Regions from separate parts of the Homo sapiens genome. Here region 1 is linked to region 2. A link is a loop called in an ENCODE intact Hi-C map of the cell type or tissue named here. Cell type or tissue: B cell. All regions are shown on one strand. Each heading gives the region's core, and the rest is flanking DNA. Links, peaks and the distances in the headings are about the cores only. Region 1 overlaps MACROD2 (mono-ADP ribosylhydrolase 2). Region 2 overlaps MACROD2 (mono-ADP ribosylhydrolase 2).

What was found. Hi-C counts contacts between places; a loop is a spot of excess contacts. Peaks named below come from ENCODE experiments on the same cell type or tissue, not always from the same donor. Only the 100,000 strongest peaks of a DNase experiment are listed, where the experiment ranks them.
Region 1: it touches region 2 in a loop (2.4-fold over the local background); 2 of 110 quality-filtered maps call a loop at or near these places.

What each region holds. Positions count from the first base shown.
Region 1 is chr20:15,853,079-15,862,880 of GRCh38, forward strand. MACROD2 (mono-ADP ribosylhydrolase 2) reads left to right here. Exons shown (of 18, transcript NM_001351661.2): 9 at 9,667-9,748. Among named protein-coding and RNA genes, the nearest start is that of KIF16B, 720 kb to the right of the region's middle. In B cell, for the core only: no CTCF peak of the experiment used is centred there; DNase peaks (open chromatin) are centred at 4,373, 4,483 and 6,283; H3K4me3 peaks cover 225 bases; H3K27ac peaks cover 1,479 bases.
Region 2 is chr20:15,918,156-15,927,957 of GRCh38, forward strand. The region is part of intron 10 of MACROD2 (mono-ADP ribosylhydrolase 2); the gene reads left to right. All of the region lies in intron 1 of LOC613266 (a long non-coding RNA gene), which reads right to left. Among named protein-coding and RNA genes, the nearest start is that of KIF16B, 650 kb to the right of the region's middle. RefSeq lists an enhancer at 5,105-5,264. In B cell, for the core only: no CTCF peak of the experiment used is centred there; DNase peaks (open chromatin) are centred at 1,136, 4,596 and 5,106; H3K4me3 peaks cover 3,100 bases; H3K27ac peaks cover 5,303 bases.

The DNA.
Region 1 (9,802 bases), core at 1,084-9,083, 64 kb before region 2:
TATTCTCATCTGGCTATACCTCGTCTTAACCTGGCTTACAAGGTCAGGGTAGAAATAAAGGACTCAGCAAGTGAACACTGATTTTATTTCCATGCCAGCACCAGGGTAGGTGTTTTAGGTACCTTATGAATAATAACTATGCAAACAAGCAACTGATGTTTATGGAGCATTTACTCTATGTCAGGCCCTTTGCTGAGGACTTTATGTAGAATTTCTATGTGGTCATTATAATCAACGGTGGCAGGCAGGATTCTAAGATGATCTTTCAGATTCCTAAGTCATGGTGTACACAGACCTCCCAATTTTCCAAACCATAATACTGTAAAGGGATTTTGAAGACGTAATTAAGGTCTCAAATCTTAAAATAGGGAGATTATCTAGGTGGGCCTAACTTCATCACATGAGTTCTTTAAATTTGGAACAGATGTGGAGGAAGTCAGAGAATCAACACTGAGAAGGAGTTGACATGCCTTTGCTGGCTTGAGGATGGAGGCAGAAATATGGCAAGGAATGCAGGAGGCCTCCAGGAGCTGAGCTGTCCTCCAGCTGTCAACCAGCAAGGAAATGAAGACCCCCATCCTGCAACTGCAAGGAACTGAATTCTACCACCAATGAAAAGGAGTTTAGAAGTGGATTTCTCTCCTGAGCCTCCAGACAAGGGCTCAATTCAGCTGACACCTTGATTTTAGCCTGTAACACCCTGAATAGACAGAACCCAGTCATGCAATGTCAGACTTTAGACTTACAGAACTGTGAGCTAATTAGTAGGTGTGTTTTAAGGCACTAACCCCCAGAGGTCAATGTCTCCATTTTAGAGATGAGCAGACTGAGGCTTACAAAACTTAAGTAACTTGTTCAAGGTCACAGGTAAATGGTAAAGTCAAGTAGGGACACAGGCAGCTGCTTCCATGGAGGGAACTGCGTGGGAGGCTGAAGTTCAAAACAGCCTCCAAGATGCCAATATGATCGCCCCTAGGTGTGCACATCTTGTTCAGTTTTCTCCCCTTCAGGGTGCGTAGAACCTTCAAATATGATGGGGTAGTCACTCTGTTGATTAGGAAAAGAGATTTCCACAGAGGGAATAAAGGTATTGAATCAGTCTGGCTAATTACAAACAGGTGGACTTGACTAATTAGGTGGGCTTTTAGAAGGAACGTAGAGGTGGGAGGTAGAGAAAGTGATAGAGGCACACTCTTGCTGGCGTGGAAGAAAAAGAGCGCTCGTGTCCTGAACTGCTTTGGGGACCATATGGCAAGGAAATGCAGGTGGCCTCTAGAAGATAAAAGCCATCCCTGGTCAACACCTAGCAGGAAAATGGTGACCTCAGTCCTGCAACTGCAAGGGATCAAATTCTGCCAAAAGCTCTAATGGGCTTGGAAGAGGATTCCAAGCCTGAGGTGAGGACTCTAGTGCAACTAACACTTTGATTGCAGCTTTTGAGACTCAAAGCAGAGGACCCAACTAGGTTGGGCCTGGACTTTCAGCCAACTGTGAAACTGTGAGATAATAAAGTGTTGTTGTTTTAAGCCATTAATTCTGCGGTGATTTGTCATGTGGCAGCAGAAAACTGACATGCTGGGAGAAGAGCAGATTGCTCTCTTTTGCCTCACTTGGTGGGAGAGGAGGGACTAGGACCCAGGCACCCCAATTTCTTGTTCTTAATTAATCTGTAGTGATTGCTTCCCTTTGCTGCTCTGTTTATCCCTGAGTTACTCTGAGTACTGGGGAAACTTCACTTATCCTGGTCCTCCAACCTCTCAAAACCTGTCTTTGTACAAATTTGATACTTAAGCTTTGAAATTTAATTCACTTATTAAGCAGCAGCCACTGTTTTATGAAATCATCCCATCCAACCCTGCACTGGTGAGACTGTTGATTTCTCTTTCATGAAGGCTGGGACTTAAGCCCAGCTGTCCATCAGGCTATATTTACCCAGGATAGCCCTCCATCAGTCCTCAGTTAAAGCAGCATTTGCATCACACCAGATCTCTAAATGTTGGTTGTTGGGGAAGCAAATTACATTCATCAGAATCCATTCATTCTCCTCGTATCACTGAACACAGGATAATCTTGGCTGTGTCAGCTGCCCTATGACTGGTGGCTCTGAAAAATGGAGGTTGGCTGCAGATACTCCAAACCTGCTTCGCTGTGTCACCCTCTTCAGGGCCAGTGGATATGATGCTGGAAAAGATTAATGGAACATATGTCATCACATTTATGGGGTAGGAAACCCCCAACTGTGGATTAATAGATATCTTGGTGAAAGACATACATCTTTACTCCTTTATGCCTCGATGGGTGAGCTACAGTTGGCTGCAGTGAAAATACACAGAGAGATTACCTTTAGGAGGTCAGCTTGTAAAGGACTTTTTTCAACCCTGAGGTCAACAAAAATAGATTTTTGATTGTTGACCAAGAGAGCTGTAACATAGGACTTTTAACCTTTAAAAAAATTCTTATTGAAGTATAACATACAGAAAAGAACACAGTTCCTGAGTGCACAGCTTGATGAATTTTCACAAACTGAACACATCCAGGGAGCCAGCATCCAGATCAAAAAACCAGGATCCCAGGCATTTCCCTAGGTCTCTTTGCACCAACCCTCCACCCCAGGGTAATTGTTACATTAACTTCTAACTCCATCGATGATTTTGCCTCTTTCTATAAGGTTTTTGAACTTTATAAAAATGAAATCATCCAGTGTGTCCTCTTTTTTTTCTGGGTTCTGTTATACAACATTATGCTTGTGAGATTTGCCCGTATTATTTTGTATGGTTATAAATTTTTTGTTCTCATTGGTTTTTAATATTCCATTATATGAGTACATCGTAATTTATCCATTCTATCATTTATGGACATTTAAGTAGCTTCCAATTTGGAGATATTGCAAATAGTGCTGCTATGAACATTCTAGTGTGTGTCTTTTGGTGAATATATTTGTAGGTTCTACTAGGTATCTATGTAGGAGTGAAATTGCTAGGTTATAAGACATGTACATATTCAGCTAATTTACTATGTACTGCCAAATAATTTTCCAAAGAGGTTTCCAATTTTTATTCTCAAAAGCAGTCTATGAAAGTTCCTGTCAGTCTATATCTTTGTCTTATATCAAGTATAAGACAATACTTGATATTGTCTTTTCATTTTAAAAAGCTGTTAGTTTTTAATACATCCTAGTTTAGAGGGCATCATTGTTGCTACTGTGAAACGATTAAGCACTCTATATGAAAACTGGGCTGAAGAGCCATTGTACTCAACATAGTATCATTGGATAAGATGTCAGTTGGTGACAATAATGCCTCATGCCCTTTATATAGTGCTTTTGTTTTTCTTTTTTATAGAGTGCTTTGCAAAACCATCTAGGTTTCTCTGTATTTCTGTTCTCAGCTCTTCTGGCAAACTTAAAGGAAAGTCCTCCGAAATATCTTATGTTTTTGGTTCTAGAACTAAGTACCCTTGAAAACTATCTGCCACATACCTACATTTTAGTCAAATCTGTTTGTCTAAACATATACTCTGTGGATATTTACAGAGCTCCTATTATGTGTCAGGACCTATGCTATGCACTGGTGATGCAAAGATGAGTGCCACCTGATTCTTCATGAGGTTCCAGTTTAAGACATAAAGTGAACTGTCAGATTGTTAGTTCTAAAAATATTAATGTTGTTTTTTGTATTATTTTCTATTACATTTTAGACTAGGGAATCATCTGAGTTTATTGACAGCTTGTTCATAAAAGAGCAAATTATTTTAAATATACAAAGTTGCTTTAATTACAAGCGGGGATGGAAACTTTAGGAAGTTAACCAAGAAGATGGGCCGGGACCAACAAAAGTTCATCGAAAAAGAAGTAATTGGAATTTGAGAAGCCTTGACAGATTGCACACCTGTAACAAAGAACATTGTTATTCTTTGTACTTCATTGCTCTTCTCTACATAATATTCACTGAAATGATATTGAAGATTACATCAGCTGGAGTTAAGTCAGATAAGCAGAATCCTTGAATGATATGGGTTAATGGATTTATTGCAGGGATTAGATCTTATACAATTGTGGGAGAAACTGGGAAAGTAACATTCCACAAGGGGATGATTGACTGAATAGAAAAGCTTCTAACCGGGGCCCATGGAATGGAGCTGGTGAAGATGTCTATGGAAGTCCCTTGCCTGTCCATCTGGACAGGGCCAGAAGTATGTCAGCAGGGCAGATGATAAAAGAGGAAGTAGGAAAGCTGCATGCAAAGCGGGAGAGAACAAAGACAAATGAAAGTCACAAGGGAAAACTGGAATCCACAGAGATCCACAGGCCCATATATCTGTCTCTCACTGATTGGAACCCCAAAGCTGTGATGTCCTGCCGAAGGATCCAGTGCTCTTGCTGCAGAACTTCATGTGGGCCCAGCCCAGCTCCAAGAACATGTGGCAGAAGAACCATCAAGAACTGGAGAAGCTGTGGGGCCAGCTGCTACTCCACACCCATGTGATAAGCAACAGCATGCATGATCGCCCAAGCCCTGCACCCACCTTCCTGGCACAAAGTCTCTGACTGCACTTCTGCCCTACAAATCTCATGGAAATTTCTCTGTGGCCAGCCCTAACCCAGAACCATTCAGAGAAATGCAACTTCAGCTTAACTAACTTTTGACATAGACTGTAACAGAGGCATAGAAAGAAAGAAAGAAAAAAACTATAGAGATGAGATAATTCCATCTTTTCTTGAGAAAGATGTAAAAACTAGGGTGAGGAGAGATGATGGCTTGTCCGATGTCACAGAACTAGTGACAGGCCTAGAAACTCAATTCTGTGTGTGTGTCTCTAGGTGATATCACAGAAAAAACAAACAAACAATCTCTGGATGTGAGGTTCATGCACTGTCTTTGTATAGTCCAAGCCACTCAAGAGGTTTGCTTGACCCTAGAAATTTGAGTCCATCCTGGCAACATAGCAAGACTCCATCTCTAATGTATTTAAAACATTAAAAATAAATTCTAAAAAAGAAGACACCTGAGTTTTTGCCTTAATTGATTGCTTGGGCCTTGGGAAAAAAAAAATCACTCGATTCCTGGACTCATGTTTTCTATAAGTGAATGGCATATAGGCTAGGCCCAACAAATTGGAAATGATCACTTTATATCTGATGAATAAATGAATGAATACAATCTCTCAAGAACCACTATTTCACAAAATTATTTTACTGCCTAACATTTAAAAAAAAATGAAACAATGCTCCTGGGCCTCAATAGCGAGGCATTCTTATAGGTTCTCATGAAATTTATCTGGGGCTAGTATGGGGCATATGGGCCCTTTTTCCTTTGTACAAGTCAGATTTCCAATCTCTCAGCCATATAACAATTAGACTTTCTCCTCACCCACTGTGACTTCTTTTTTACTTATTCAGTCTGGGCTTTTCAGTAGGAGTCAAGTACTACATAGCTGGAAAAACAAGAGACTCTGGAAAAACAGTTACAGGGAGAAGCTGGAAGAATATCAGATTTCTAGTTATGTATTTTGATGGTTAGCTCATGAATTTGAAATCAGCATTTAGCAGGATTGACCTGTTTCCCGCTGGTGTGACATTAGCTGGGATGGCTCAAAGGCCTGGAGTTGAAATAATCTAAAGTCTACCTACTTTCAGTGAGGGTAGTTGGATCCATATTGTCTCTCTGCTTCCTCATGGCATGGTGGTTGGGTACAAGAGCGAGGCTCCCAAGAAGACCAGGCAGAAACTGTATCACCTCATGGATTACAAAGTTATACAGCATCATTTCTATCATAGTCATAGGCTTCCCAGATTCAAGAGGTGGAATTACAGTTGACCCTTGAACAATGTGAGGGTGAGTGGTGACTATCCCCAGTGCAGTCAAAAATCCATGTATAACTTTTGACTCCCCAGGTACTTAACTACTAATAGCCTACTATTGACTAGAAGCCTTACAGATAACATAAAGATTGATTAACACATATTTTGTATGTTATATGTATTATATAGCTGTATTCTTACAATAAAGTAAGTTAGAGAAAGAAAATGTTATTAAGAAAATCATAAGGAAGAGAAAATATATTTACTGTTCATGAGATGGAAGTGGATCATCATAAAGGTCTTCATCCTTATTGTCTTCACATTGAGTGGGCTGAGGAGGAAGAGGAAGGGGGGTAGGTATACTTTCTCAGGGGTGGTAGAGGTGGAGGAAGTGGAAGAGGAAGCAGAAGAGGCAGGCATGATCTGCTTAACTTTTACTGAAAAAAATCCACATATAAGTAGACCTGTGCAGCTCAAACCTGTGTTGCTCAAGGAATAACTGTAGATCCCATTTCCCAATGAGGGGAGTATCATTATTACACTGTAAGAAGAGCTGTGGGATGGAAAGCGCATCGCATGCCATCTTGGAAGACACAGTCTGCCACAAGCACTGATCAGTACCCATGGTGCATTCATAAACACGGAGCTTGTCAACTATATGAGCTCTTGTTCAACAATAACCCCAGAGAATATGTTTGTGCACGCTTATAATAAATACATACACATATACATACATAATAAGTACTTAGTGAATAAGACTAATTCTTGGATTCACCTTGCTTCCAAGACATTTTCCGTGTTATGCCTAAGGGTAAGGGCAGGGAATTGGGCCACTCAATTAATTTAAACTAAAAAGTGTTTCACTGTCACCATCCCCGCGCTTTTTTTTTTTTTTCTGGGAAAATAAGTTGGGCTGCTGAGTTTTGGACTTAAATCATTTCCATGGCAACAGAGCCTAAATGATAAAAGGCAGATTATAGTTCCTTCCAATATTTGAAATGTCTGTATATGGTCTGCATGGCTGAGGCAGGCAGATCACGAGGTCAGGAGATCGAGACCATCCTGGCTAACACGGTGAAACCCTGTCTCTACTAAAAATACAAAAAATTAGCCGGGCATGGTGGCATGTGCCTGTAGTCCCAACTACTCAGGAGACTGAGGCAAGAGAATCACTTGAACCTGGGAGGCGGAGGTGGCAGTGAGCTGAGATCGCGCCACTGCCCTCCAACCTGGGCAGCAGAGCAAGACTCCATCTCAAAAAAACAAACACACACAAAAAAGTACACTTAGCAGAGAATAACATTGCCATTAACCCCCCATACACAAACACACACTCATACACACTCATGCACATATTTATACACACTCACACAAGAAACATGAGTGTTAAATTTCATAATTTATATTAAATGATTTTAAGTATGGGGGAAATGTGTAGGAATGACACTGTTCAGCCTTGTCTTCTCAGATCTGCATTAAGCCAAATTTTCTTGTTTTGATTTTTTGATCGGTTGGTTGACTTTAGAAATATTCTGATCACGTAAAGCCTGGGGGAAAAAAGTCAACAATCGTAGATACAGAAGTGAGAATAATTACGATCTTTGGAAATTCCAAGTAGTTCAATGTGGCTTGAGAGTCGTTTATGTCTGAGGGAGGATAATGAGGCTGCACAGTCTTATTTTTAATTTTAGGATTTTTGATTATGAAGTGTTTCAAATATATATAAAAGTATAGAAAATATAATAATATGAGAGCCATGTACCTATCCCCATAGTTAGCAGCTATTAGCCATTTGCCATGTTTTTCTCAAATCCCCTTTCTTTCTAAAGGAATAAAGTATTAGGTCTTCAGTCAATTCCCTACTTACCTCCTCCTTTACCTCCCCACCCTCCCCAGAACTCATCATTCTCAAAAAGTTATGTGCGATATTCCTGAGGCACTTTAAATTTTTGGAATGTTTTTGAGCAGACAGCGATTCATGAATTGGGCAGCTCCAAATTGCAGGTGATTCTGGGCTCCACTGAAGGGGCATGAAGGGCTTTTGTAGAGTTGACATGAAAACAAGTCAAAGAAAATATATGATCACTCCAAGTGGAGCAATAGCCTTATTTGTATCATTCCAGTGGAAAGACCCTAGTTAGAGATTAGTTGGCAGTGTATGACTGGCTAAGCTTAAATTCCTTTTACTGTTTACACTTTGGTTTGATTATGTAAGAATCCAGGATGCTTAAGCCACCTCAGTCTAACAGCCTCCCAATTAATTATTTAAACAGTACTTATGAATAGATCCCTACACTCTTGTATCTTTACGTTTTGAAAGTGTGCAGAAATGGTATCAGAGAGTATGTATCCTTTTGCAACTTGTTGCTGTCACTCAACATTATGATTTTGTGCTTTAGCCACAGGACATAAACATGCCATACAGAGAGTGGAGATGAGCATTCACTATTGCACAGTTTACATTTATTCAACTAAATTTAGAGTTCACCTGGGGAATGAGTTGACAATGACAGGTTTAGCATTTATAGAAAATGCTAATGATAGGCAGATAGGACTGGACACCAGACACGAAAGTGAACACAAGAAAAAAGAAATGTGGTTGTTTGTACTCTAGTTGTTCCATTTCCCGTTTCCCTTATAATCCATCCTTTGAAGGCAGTTATAAGGGCTGCATGGTCTTTGATGATTACAGGTTAGAAACTGAGTGATTTTCCAAGAGGCAGTCTACCCTAAGTGAGGTCTAGGCTTGGGCAGAGACTAAGGAGCCAAATCTCTGGTCTTCCGTCAGAAAATGTGATTGTTTATAACCCAGCCCCTACTTCTTGCCCCTGTAGATCTCCTTTTCTACTGGGAACTGTCTTACTAGTGAGATCTGCATCACACAGGTTTGGAGAGCAGGGAGGTTAGGTGGGTGACTTCCATGGGGGTTCTTTCTTGTCCTGCCATGTGTACACCCACTTCCATTTCCTACTGCCACGAGAAACACCTCATTTGATGTTCTATGCAACTTGCCAGTGAGTGCTTTTCAATTTTTTTATGTTGTTAAAACAAAATAACTAAAGGGTTATTTATTTCCAGGACACAAAATTAAGTCACTGATTTAATCAGATATATGTGAGCTATTATGTATACTCCGTGTCTCTTCTCCATTTACTATATTACTCTCTGAATGTTTCCAAGAAACTCTTTACATACAGAAGTTCCCTCAAAACAAAAAAGGGACTATGCACACATTTTACTTTTGAGGTGGCATTTACTTATTCAATAATATCTACAAAATTAAATGTTATATCGACCTTGCGTCACTGTCAGCTAGTTACTTTTTATTTCTGTTGCATTTCCAAGTGTGTTAAATTAAAGCAAGTGGCTTCATGCCAACTAAACTGCATGGAAGCTTTTTAGGCCTTGTTCAAATACTAACAGGTTTGATAAATATATTTGTCTAGCAAGAGTAGGACAATGAGCTCTTTGTTTACTGACATACTTTATTGTCATTCTGCTGTATACCTCTCGTGTGGCTGTTTTATAGGACATAAAGTCTAGCTATCCTGTCGGAATCTCAGATCTTATTTATAGCTTGCTGCAAAGTGGCTTATTGTCATTTATTATTTCTTATTTGATTTATATAGCATCTTTCCACCAAAGAGCCCATAGGTTTATTTATATACAGAGTACACACACGCACACACACACACACACATTCTTACACACATCCTTGAACTTCACTCAATGCTATGATGTAGATAGCAGTATAGAACCAAAAATCTGTATGAGGCCTTTCCATTTGTTTTTGTTCTACGGCTATGTCCTGGCAGGGCAATTGCCATATTTTTTTTCACTTTGAGTGTTTTATCTTTTGCCTCTAGGTGGATCGGATCATTTTCTGTGTCTTCTTAGAAGTTGACTTCAAAATCTACAAAAAGAAAATGAATGAGTTTTTCTCCGTAGGTGAGTAAAGCAACTTCTTGTTTTCTTTCAAATTGAGGATGGAAGAAGTGGAGC
Region 2 (9,802 bases), core at 501-8,500:
TAGGACTCACTATTAGTTGTAATTAAAACTGACCAAAAAATCATAATTTAATTGGCGTTAATAGGACAGACTTTGAAGGGTCATATTTTATTTTGGATACATAATGTTTCTTCCTGAAATTATTTATTCTTGTAAATTATTCTGATTTAAAATTTATTAGCCAGTTGTTGAAGAAATTATTTACTTGCCATTTATTTGAATGGTTCAAGTAGTATATGCGTATATTTAAGTATTTATCCTAACATTTTCATGTGATCGGGAAAACTTTTGCTCTAACTTGACATGTTTTAATTGGCGTTTTATGTCACAAGACAGCATTTGTTACAATACCATTATTTGGGGGTTTTCATAAGAAAACCTATTACAGCCTAAATGTTAAAAACTAAGATCATTTAGACACTTCTAGAAGCAAAAATCTTCTGGGTTCCATAAAACAGGGAAATTGGGTTTATCAAGTCCAAGATCATCTGACATTAGTAATGAGATATGGGAGAACTAGAATAATTTATTCTTATAAGCAAACTGCTGAGAAGATAGAAAGACCTGAAAACCTTTCTCAAGCTGTTGCTGTAAGATTGTTCTCCTGCAGTCTGCCTTACGGGTAGTGTGCTCTATCATCCCTCCACCATCGGACTGTTTCTGTCTACTGCTGCCTGCTACATCCACTGCCTCCTCATGGGGCTCCACCTGTTTAGGGAGGAAGGGGCTCTGCATATTAAATGACTGATCCTAGAACCAATGAGGGGCTCTGCATGTTAAATAACTGACCCCAGAAACAATGAGGTGCTCTGCATATTAAATGACTGACCCTGGAACCAATGAGAGGGATGAGGCATTAGACAGACCGATTCTCATTTTCAATGAGTGCAGTCACTTGCAGAGATCTCTCTTTTCATAGATCACAAGGCTGCCTGATATATTTTTTACCAAACATATTTCTGTGGAGAAAAGGCAGCTGGAATTCCTTTACATTTATCCAAAAAAAAGAACATTTGATAAGGGCAAACTTCTGCAAATTGACCGATTTGGCAGAAAGAACAAAGAACATGCTAGAATACTCCTTAGTGAGGGATTCATGTGTCGTTTTATGTCTGTACCATTGTACATACTGGCAATGCATAATTGTCTGTGGCCTACTCTGCCACCAGGAGAGAGGAAACAGATGTTCCTATCTGTCTTTTGATGTGGCTTCTGATACTTACATTGATTTGTCTAAAATAGCATCAGCTACCCTAGAAAATTTTTTTCCTAGTCCTTGAGTTGGTTGGCTAATTGTTTCAGGTGACTATTAATAATGTGGGCCAGGCACGGTGGCTCATGCCTGTAATCCCAGCCCTTTGGGAGGCCGAGGTGGGCAGATCATGAGGTCAGGAGTTCCAGATCAGTCTGGCCAACATAGTGAAACCCTGTTTCTACTAAAAATACAAGAAATTAGCGGGTGTGGTGGTGTGTGCCTGTAATCCCAGCTACTCGGGAGGCCGAGGCAGGAGAATTGCATGAACCTGGGAGACGGAGGTTGCAGTGAGCTGAGATCGCGCCACTGGACTCCAGCCAGGATGACAGTACGAGACTCCATTTGAAAAAGAAGAAGGGAAAAAAAAGGAATGTGATTATCATCTCAAGACGATCCACTGTCAGCGGGTATTGCCCTGTTACAGGGAAAAGACAGAGACCATTGGGAAGTGGACTTACAGAAAAAAAAAATCACACAGTATTTTATTTATTCAAAGTGGAGTAAGACCCCAGTAAGACTTTTTGGAATAGATCTAATGAAAAATTGAGGGTAAATTTAAATTCAACATCAGGAGGTCTTAGCACTCCCTGCTCCATACAGTAATTATAGAACTGTGGTTATAGGTAGGAAGACTAGATAATTAGAGTGTTATCAGTAGTCATGGGAGAAGTGACAGGTTCATTACTAAATAAAAGTAATTTACCCTAAATTGAAAATGACAGCTGATGCCTTCTAAAAGCACAGCTTGATTAGAAAGAAACCATGAGGATATTGGATATATGTAGGAGAAGAAGGAATGGCAATAGATCTGAAATCACAAAATATATGCAGAAAGGAGATGACGGGGGTTAGAGTTCTCCTTTTGCTTAGGCTGGTCCCGAGGGCCCACAATAGGCTATATTCTTATTTATGACATAAGGAGAACAGATATTGGAAGCAACTGTCTCAGACCATCAGTCAAAATGTACAACGCAGACAAGATCACGAAAGGAAAAAATAAGCTAACAGGGGGTATCAGGAAGTAGCATAACTATATTAAAATTGACTGTTATATGCACATTTTACTTAAGAAAATCTTATACAAAATTTCTAGAAGTTATTCTAGAGGGATTTCTACTGGGCTAATTTTTTTTCTCTTCATCTATTTGACCTCATTTTTTATTAAAAGACCTCTGTTGCATTTCTCATGGTCACTGTAAGCCAGAATGTCCCCCTTGTTCCCAGACTCCACAACATGCAGTTTTTCCAGGCTGTCAGCTAGGGTGGAATGCAGGGTGGCATCAAAGCGTGGTGACTGACAGCTTGCCTTTAGCCGGCAAATGATGAAGGCTCAAATCGTAATTCTGCTCCCTGCTAGCTATGGGTGCTTTGGAGAATTGCAGAGACTAGAACAACATTTCTCCACCTAAAAAATAGAATATTCATTATATCTGTATTATTAAGTTGTTAAGAATGTTCTTCAGGATAATTCAGAGCTTTTGCAGTAGAGGTCGACACCATTCCTCATTCTTCGCACCTCCGTCCAACCACTCACCAAAGCCAGTTGGTTCAATCTCTTGAATCTCTTTTCAGTCCATCCTGTTCTCTCCCTCCTCACCTGCTGCCCCTTTATCTCAGGCTTCTGCTATCTCTTGTGGAGTATTTCAATCAATTTCAAGTGGGTCTTTCATGCTATTACATATTCCTACCCCACAAAACAGCCAGGTGAGAGAGAACCCACCCATGGCTCCCAGCTGCCCCCGTAGACATGCCTCACTCCCAGCAAAGGGCACAAAGCCCTTTCTAATGTGACCACGGTCTTCACCTGGCTTCAATCCTTCCCCACTCCATTCGTTGTCTGCTCCAGCCGTACTAAATTACTGTGACTCCCCAAATGTACATGCTTCCTCTCACCTCTGGGGCTTGCTCCCCACCCAGTGAAACATTCCCTCTTTCCTCAACTCATCCTACTTCATTTGCGTGAATATTTCCCACTTAGATCCATCGTGAAGCACCGGCCATCGGCACTCCCGCCCCATAGGCCCCTCGTAAGTCTTTGAAGATGCCAAAGCCTTTCTCACATAAGAGTTCCTGGACGTGCTCTTCACTCCACCTGGAGCGATCATCCCTCTCTCTCCTTTTACCCCATTCATTCCTACTGATTAATTTTGCTTCACAAGTGCCTTAGGCTTATCAGCTCAAATGCCACTTCTACAGGGAAGCCCTCTCCAATACTCTTGTTTGTTAGAAGCCATCTTAGCCACCTACAACCTACATTTCCCTTCGTTAGCACGTATCATGACTGAGGATACTATATTTGCGTAATTATTTGGTTTAAAAATCTCTGAGAGCAGATCCCTCCAAGCACATGCTAAGACAAAGATTCAAGGGCCAGCAGTTGATCTGGGGAGTGATTCCCAGGAAGGGCCAGTAGAGAAGCGGTGAAGTGAGATAGAGAAGGGGAGGAAACAAAAACAGGTGCATGAACAAGTAGATTGTCCTGTGGGCAGCTGAGACTTAGTCCTGCGGGAGGACTCCGGGAAATAGTGTGGATGTGCCTCTGAGGAGTCCCACTCCAGGGGCATGGATGCCAGGGTAGGGGTATTTGTTCGCCCCCTCCTGTCCGTCATTGGTTGAGGGCTGCTTCTGGGATATTAACTCCCCAGCACCTCAGTATTGGCAGGACAAGCATCCTGTTGAGACCAGAAAAAGCCCTCAGGCCGCATATTCAAGAGAAGAAGCCTCTGGTGCATGCAGAAATCAGAGGTAAGTGCCAGGGACGATGGCCAGGGCTTTGACAGCTGTGGCTACAATATCCATCTGTCCCACTGGACTCAGCTCCACAGCTCTTTTCCCCACTAGTTATCTCTAGAGCAGCACTGTTCAACAGAAATATAGCATGAGTTACAAATGCATATGTTGTTTTACATTTTTCAGAAGCCACATTTATAAAAAAGGTGATATTAATTTTAACACTATATTTTACTTAACCCAATAGATCAAAGTAGTATCATTTCAACATACAACCAATATGAAAATCGTTCCTTAGATATTTTACATTTTTTCACACTACATTCAAAATCTGACATATATGTAACATTTATAGCACATCTCAATGTGGACTTGCCTCGTAGTCCGTGGAGTGCCCATAGCCATGTGTGGCTAGTGGCTATCACAGTGGGCAATACAGCTTTAAAGGACAGAGTCTGGGAGAGACTGAGACCTCAAAAAATACTCAGTGACAAAAGTCTCCGCTGGGGCAGTGCCTCCCCTGAGCAAATTTCACTGACTGCCTCCAGGACTGGAATTAGGTGCTTAAGAGCACCTGCTGCCCTCCCTGCTTCCTCCAGCACAATGTTAGCTGTACCTAACTGGGTCTTGTATTCACTCATCTGTCTCCCCAGCATGCTTCTGGAGGGGGTGGGCCCCCAACTTGTTCATTCCTGTGTCTGCAGCACCTGGTGCAATGTCCAGAACAGAGGGAGCTTCCCCAAAGTTTTGCTCAATGATGAATCCATTTTAAGATAAGGTGATTACATTATCATCTTTAGTGAAATTTTAGTGAAAAGGTAAATTCTATACATTGATTTTATGAAAAGTCTATTTTTGTCTACAAATATTAGTATAGCCATGAGGGATTATTCAACTCATGGCTACAGAGATTCAGAATTTGGACAATGAACAATGCAGTAATAAAGTGGGCGTTCATAGCCACATGTAATTAACAAAAATAAATCGCAGCATACTTTCTACTTTTACCTGTTAATACTCTAGAGCCTAGACCAATTGTATTAGTCTGTTTTCACGCTGCTGATAAAAACATACCCGAAACTGGGAACAAAAAAAGGTTTAATTTGACTTACAGTTTCACATGGCTGGGGAGGCCTCAGACTCATGGCGGGAAGTGAAAGACTCTTCTTCCATGGCGGTGGCAAGAGAAAATGAGGAAGAAGCAAAAGCAGAAACCCCTGATAAACCCATCAGATCTCATGAGACTTATTCACTATCATGAGAATAGCACAAGAAAGACCGGCCCCCATGATTCAATTACCTCCCTGGGTCCCTCCCACAACACATGGGAATTCTGGGAGATACAATTCAAGTTGAGATTTAGGTGGAGGCACAGCCAAACCATATCACCAATCATTCTCAAAGAGTGTGGCCACACTCATAGCAGCAGCATCACCCAGGAATTGATTGGAATTGCAGTGCTCAGGCCCTGTCCCATCTCCGCTGAACCAGAACCCAGCTATTTGTGTTTTAACAAGCCCTTCAAGGGCCTCTAATGCACAGTGAAGTTTGAGGACCAGTACTCCAGATAGAGTAATTTCCAAGTTACTCCTTTAGAAGGAAAGCAGGAGATCTTAGACAAGAGCTTCCTGTGCCTAAAATTCCACACAAACAAAACATTTGGTTTATCTGCCTAAAGGTGTGTGGTTTCTCTACTTGCAAATTAATTTCATATGAAGTAAAGAGAATATGTTGAGATTTATTCTGGTACAATGTCAAATAGCGATTAGCAAAACATTTGGCTAAACAAAGCCATTATTGGAAATCTGTAATTTTTAAAGAGAGATTAAATACACATAGACCACCCTCTTGTTTTTATACTTGTCAGTCAGCTTTGGGGTGGTTGTTGAGTTTTATCATCTATGGGATCATACTGAGGGCAAGAGCACATTTTTGGAAAAAGTTCATACAAAATCATGGGAAACCCATATATTGCTTTCATCCTGAACTTCAAAATTCCAAATCAACATCTTTAAAGTTTTATTCCTACTACTTGAAATAGCATGTCTCAACACGGAAGAAACAAGTATTTTAAAGGAAGAAAGTGGTAGAAACACAGAATTGGTTTTTGCTTCCCATGATAATATGGGGCTGCCCACAACCTCAGATATATGTGTATTGAATTATACCTTGGAGAGAAAATAAATTAGGCTATTCAGAAAGCAGGAGACTTTCCCTTTGTGAGTTGCCCCAGACAGACACTTGCACTCACACATCTACATCTTCAATCGTTGACTTCCCAAAGAGCCATTTGGACAATGCCAAGTGGAGAACTGAAGCAGTTACTCCTTTCATCCAGCAAAAATACCCAACATTTATTCATATCTACATAGAGGAAACAACTTTTTTTTATTTTTCTCTGGATGATCATCTCTAGCCTCAGTTTCACTTTGTGCAGGCAGACACATCTCATGAAACCTTTCCATTCCTCTCCCTTCTGTCAACTCCTAAAGGGAAAGGCTTTTGTCTTCTGAATAGCCTAATTTATTCTCTCTCCAGCATCTTGAACGTTGTAGGTACTCAACAAACATTAATTGATGACAAAGCTATATAACAGCTTTTGAATTTATTCATGGGATGATTCTTCTATTTAAAGAACATCTTTATATACTTTCCATTCTTCAGCAAAAAAAAAGCAAAGAAAAAAAATGTTTCATCTTGCCAGTTCTGTATTTAACATCTGCACAGAGCACAGTGTGTGCCTGTTTTAAACAAATGTGTAGGCTCACTGGTTATCTAGATTCAGGAATGTAAAGGACAATACAGAGAAATGTAATTTTTAGAAGAAAATTTAAACTTAGGGCTTAATGAAAAAAATGCAGTTGCTGTTTTATCAGAGAGAGTGAGAAAGGGAGAGAACAAGGAAATCCCATTGTAATGCTATTATGCTAACCTCATTTTGGCCATGATTTTCCCAGTTATAGAGTGGACACCAGGTTATGTGCATATCTGAGAACTGGCATAATTTATCATCAATTTGCGAGCACAGAACAACTAGTAGAATAACTGTGTCAGTATAAGTTGATTTCTAACCTCAGTTGTACCATGAAGTCATTGGAAGACTTTGGGAAAGTTACTTAATTCTCATTTGTTAGTTACTTTTAAAAAACAGCCACATGAATATATTTCTTATTATTGTCATTCCTTAATAGTTATTGATTGTGTACAGGATGCTTTGTATCTCTGCAAGGCACTGCAACTTCCCCAGGGAAGCCCACATTAATGAATAGTGTTTATAAAGTACTTGGAAATCCTTGGATTAAAAACTAACGGTATCAAAGTATTTGTATTAACATGCCATATGGGAGAACCGTATGTTATTTATTAAGAGGCTATGTGTGGTATTGAAAATAGCTCTCTGGTGCATCACTTTGTGCTATTTTTATATCAAGATATGCCACGGCAAGTTTTGGTACGCTTGGGTCATACCTTCAATGTTGAAATGCCTCAAAATTCAATCCTTCCACAGGTATTTGTTGAGCTCCTTATTGAGCACTTGACTCTCTGCTTACCATTACACAACACATATGGAAGGCCCAGTGGCACCTACAGTTTCATGCATTTCGTCTCTTTGAACACGTGTTATTAAACTGAAGTCCCCGTTAACAGACACACGGGCTTAAAAAATTACAGGTTCCATTTTTCCTCTTCCTTCTACATGGACAATGCTGTTTTGAGACACAATGATAGAGATAGGGCTGACACGATTGTCTTGTCTGTCCTAATGGTTGAAGACTAACCCATGAAGCTTGCACCCCTTCTGTTAATGGGGCATGGATGCAGCACTATTTGAGTTTATTTTGGGTAGAACTGGCAGCCAGGAGAGCACTGCCCAGCATTTCCCCAAACTGGCTACACATGCTGCACCACCTTCCCAGAAGGCTGTAAGTCATTAGTCTGGAGAACTATATTGTAACGAGTTCCATACAAAATCTGCCCCCGCCTGGGGAGGCAATTCCTTCTCTTAGCTAGTTGCTCTAATAAGGAGACGATGGCAATGGGTGTATTATCACAAGGTCCTGAGATCTTATGTCGGGGCCAGCATCCTTGAAAAATTCTGTTCTAAATGACATGTGGAACCTCATGCTTCATAAGTAACTGAAAGATCCTGGAATAGAAGATAATCTACCTCTTTTTTTCCTGATTCATTTGTGAACTATCCAGACAAGGCCAGGTAAGGCAAGAGCGTATTTCATTAACTGGAGAATATTTATTGAACCCCTACCAGGTACTTAGGAAACATTGTTTCACAAAGCAGACAAAGACCCTTGCCTCCGTGGAGCTTACATTCAAGGAGGGGCAGGAACACATAAACAATGAACATGATACCTACCTAAATTAGAGGATATGATATATTAGAAGATGATGGACAATTGAAGAACCAAAGAGAAAAAGTTGATCAGGATAAGAAGGATGGAGTGTGTGAGGGTGGGGAGATGATGCAATTTTAAATGGAAGGTTCAGTACAGATCTCATTGAAAGGGGACATTTAAGCAGTAACTTGAAGGAGCTGGAGAGAAAGCACTCCAGGTGGAGGGGTCAGGCAATGCAAAGGCCTGGGGAGAGGAGACTCCAATGTGCTGGAGGAACAGCACAGAGGCCAGCATGGCTGCAGCGACTGAACCAGCAGGATACCAGGAGAGAATGAATGAAGACAGAGAAACAACGAGGGTCTCCACCACGCAGGGTCTTGCTGCCATCAGAGCATTCAAGCAGGGGAGTGGTATGAGCTGCCTCACACTTTAAAACAAACCAGCTAGTAGGCTGAGAAGAGGTGTTGAGAACAAGAACTGAAGCAGCAAAACACATCAGGAAGCCATTGCCACCACCCAGGATAGAGGGGATGGAGGATGGCCCCAGCCGGCACTAACCATTAACTAACTATTAATACTTGTGCTCCCCACACTTCACCATTTGATTTTTGGGAACCATTAGTTGAGATCAAAGACACATGAAATGTTTAAACAAATCCACAATTTAATGAAGTTCAAGCAGAAGCTGAGATAGATATCATACTTCATCTGCCTAGAGAACTGAAATACGATTCAAGGAAAAAATAATAATGCTTTGGGGGAAAATGAAATTTCCCTCCTAATCCCTTGACATGTGTTTATGGAGCCCTTAACAGATAAGGCACTGTGCTGGGTGCCAAGGACACCACAGAAAAAAGAGACATCTCTCTGCAGAGGGCTTATGGCTTAGCTCTTGCAGGTGAGCAGAGGTCTCAGGAATCTGCAAGGCAAGAAAGAGAGACTCCAGGATTTGGCATGATCTGGACCTGTGTTTAAGTCTCAGCTCTGCCACGAACTGTGTGACTTCAGGGAAGTGACTTTGATCTCCCACAGCCTTGATTTCTTCATCTGCAAAAATGGAGATAAAGTCGAATACGACGGTATGACGTTCATGGTTATGTGTGTGAGGTGTGTGAGCGTGTAAAGGCCTGGTGCAAAGGAGACATCTGTAGGAAGCGGCAGCTATGACTCCTGCTAGGTGGAGACTATTCACTGCACACCTTTTTATCTGCACTAAAAGATGCACATGAGGCTCTTCATTAAAACAATGAGGCAGCCAACATGGAAACTTTTCTAAGAGTAAGCTATTAAAATAGATCAATCAGCTAATGACACCTCCAGACAAAATTTGTAAAGGTTTGGAACTAACATTCCCTCCCTCCTTTCCTTCCTTCTTTCCTTTCTTCCTAAAGCCATTAAGCAGGACTGAGAAAAATAGGTGTTTGCATTGGAGAGAGGATGGTGCTGAGGGGTCACAGGGTTTGGACAGAGTCGGAAGGGCTTCTCT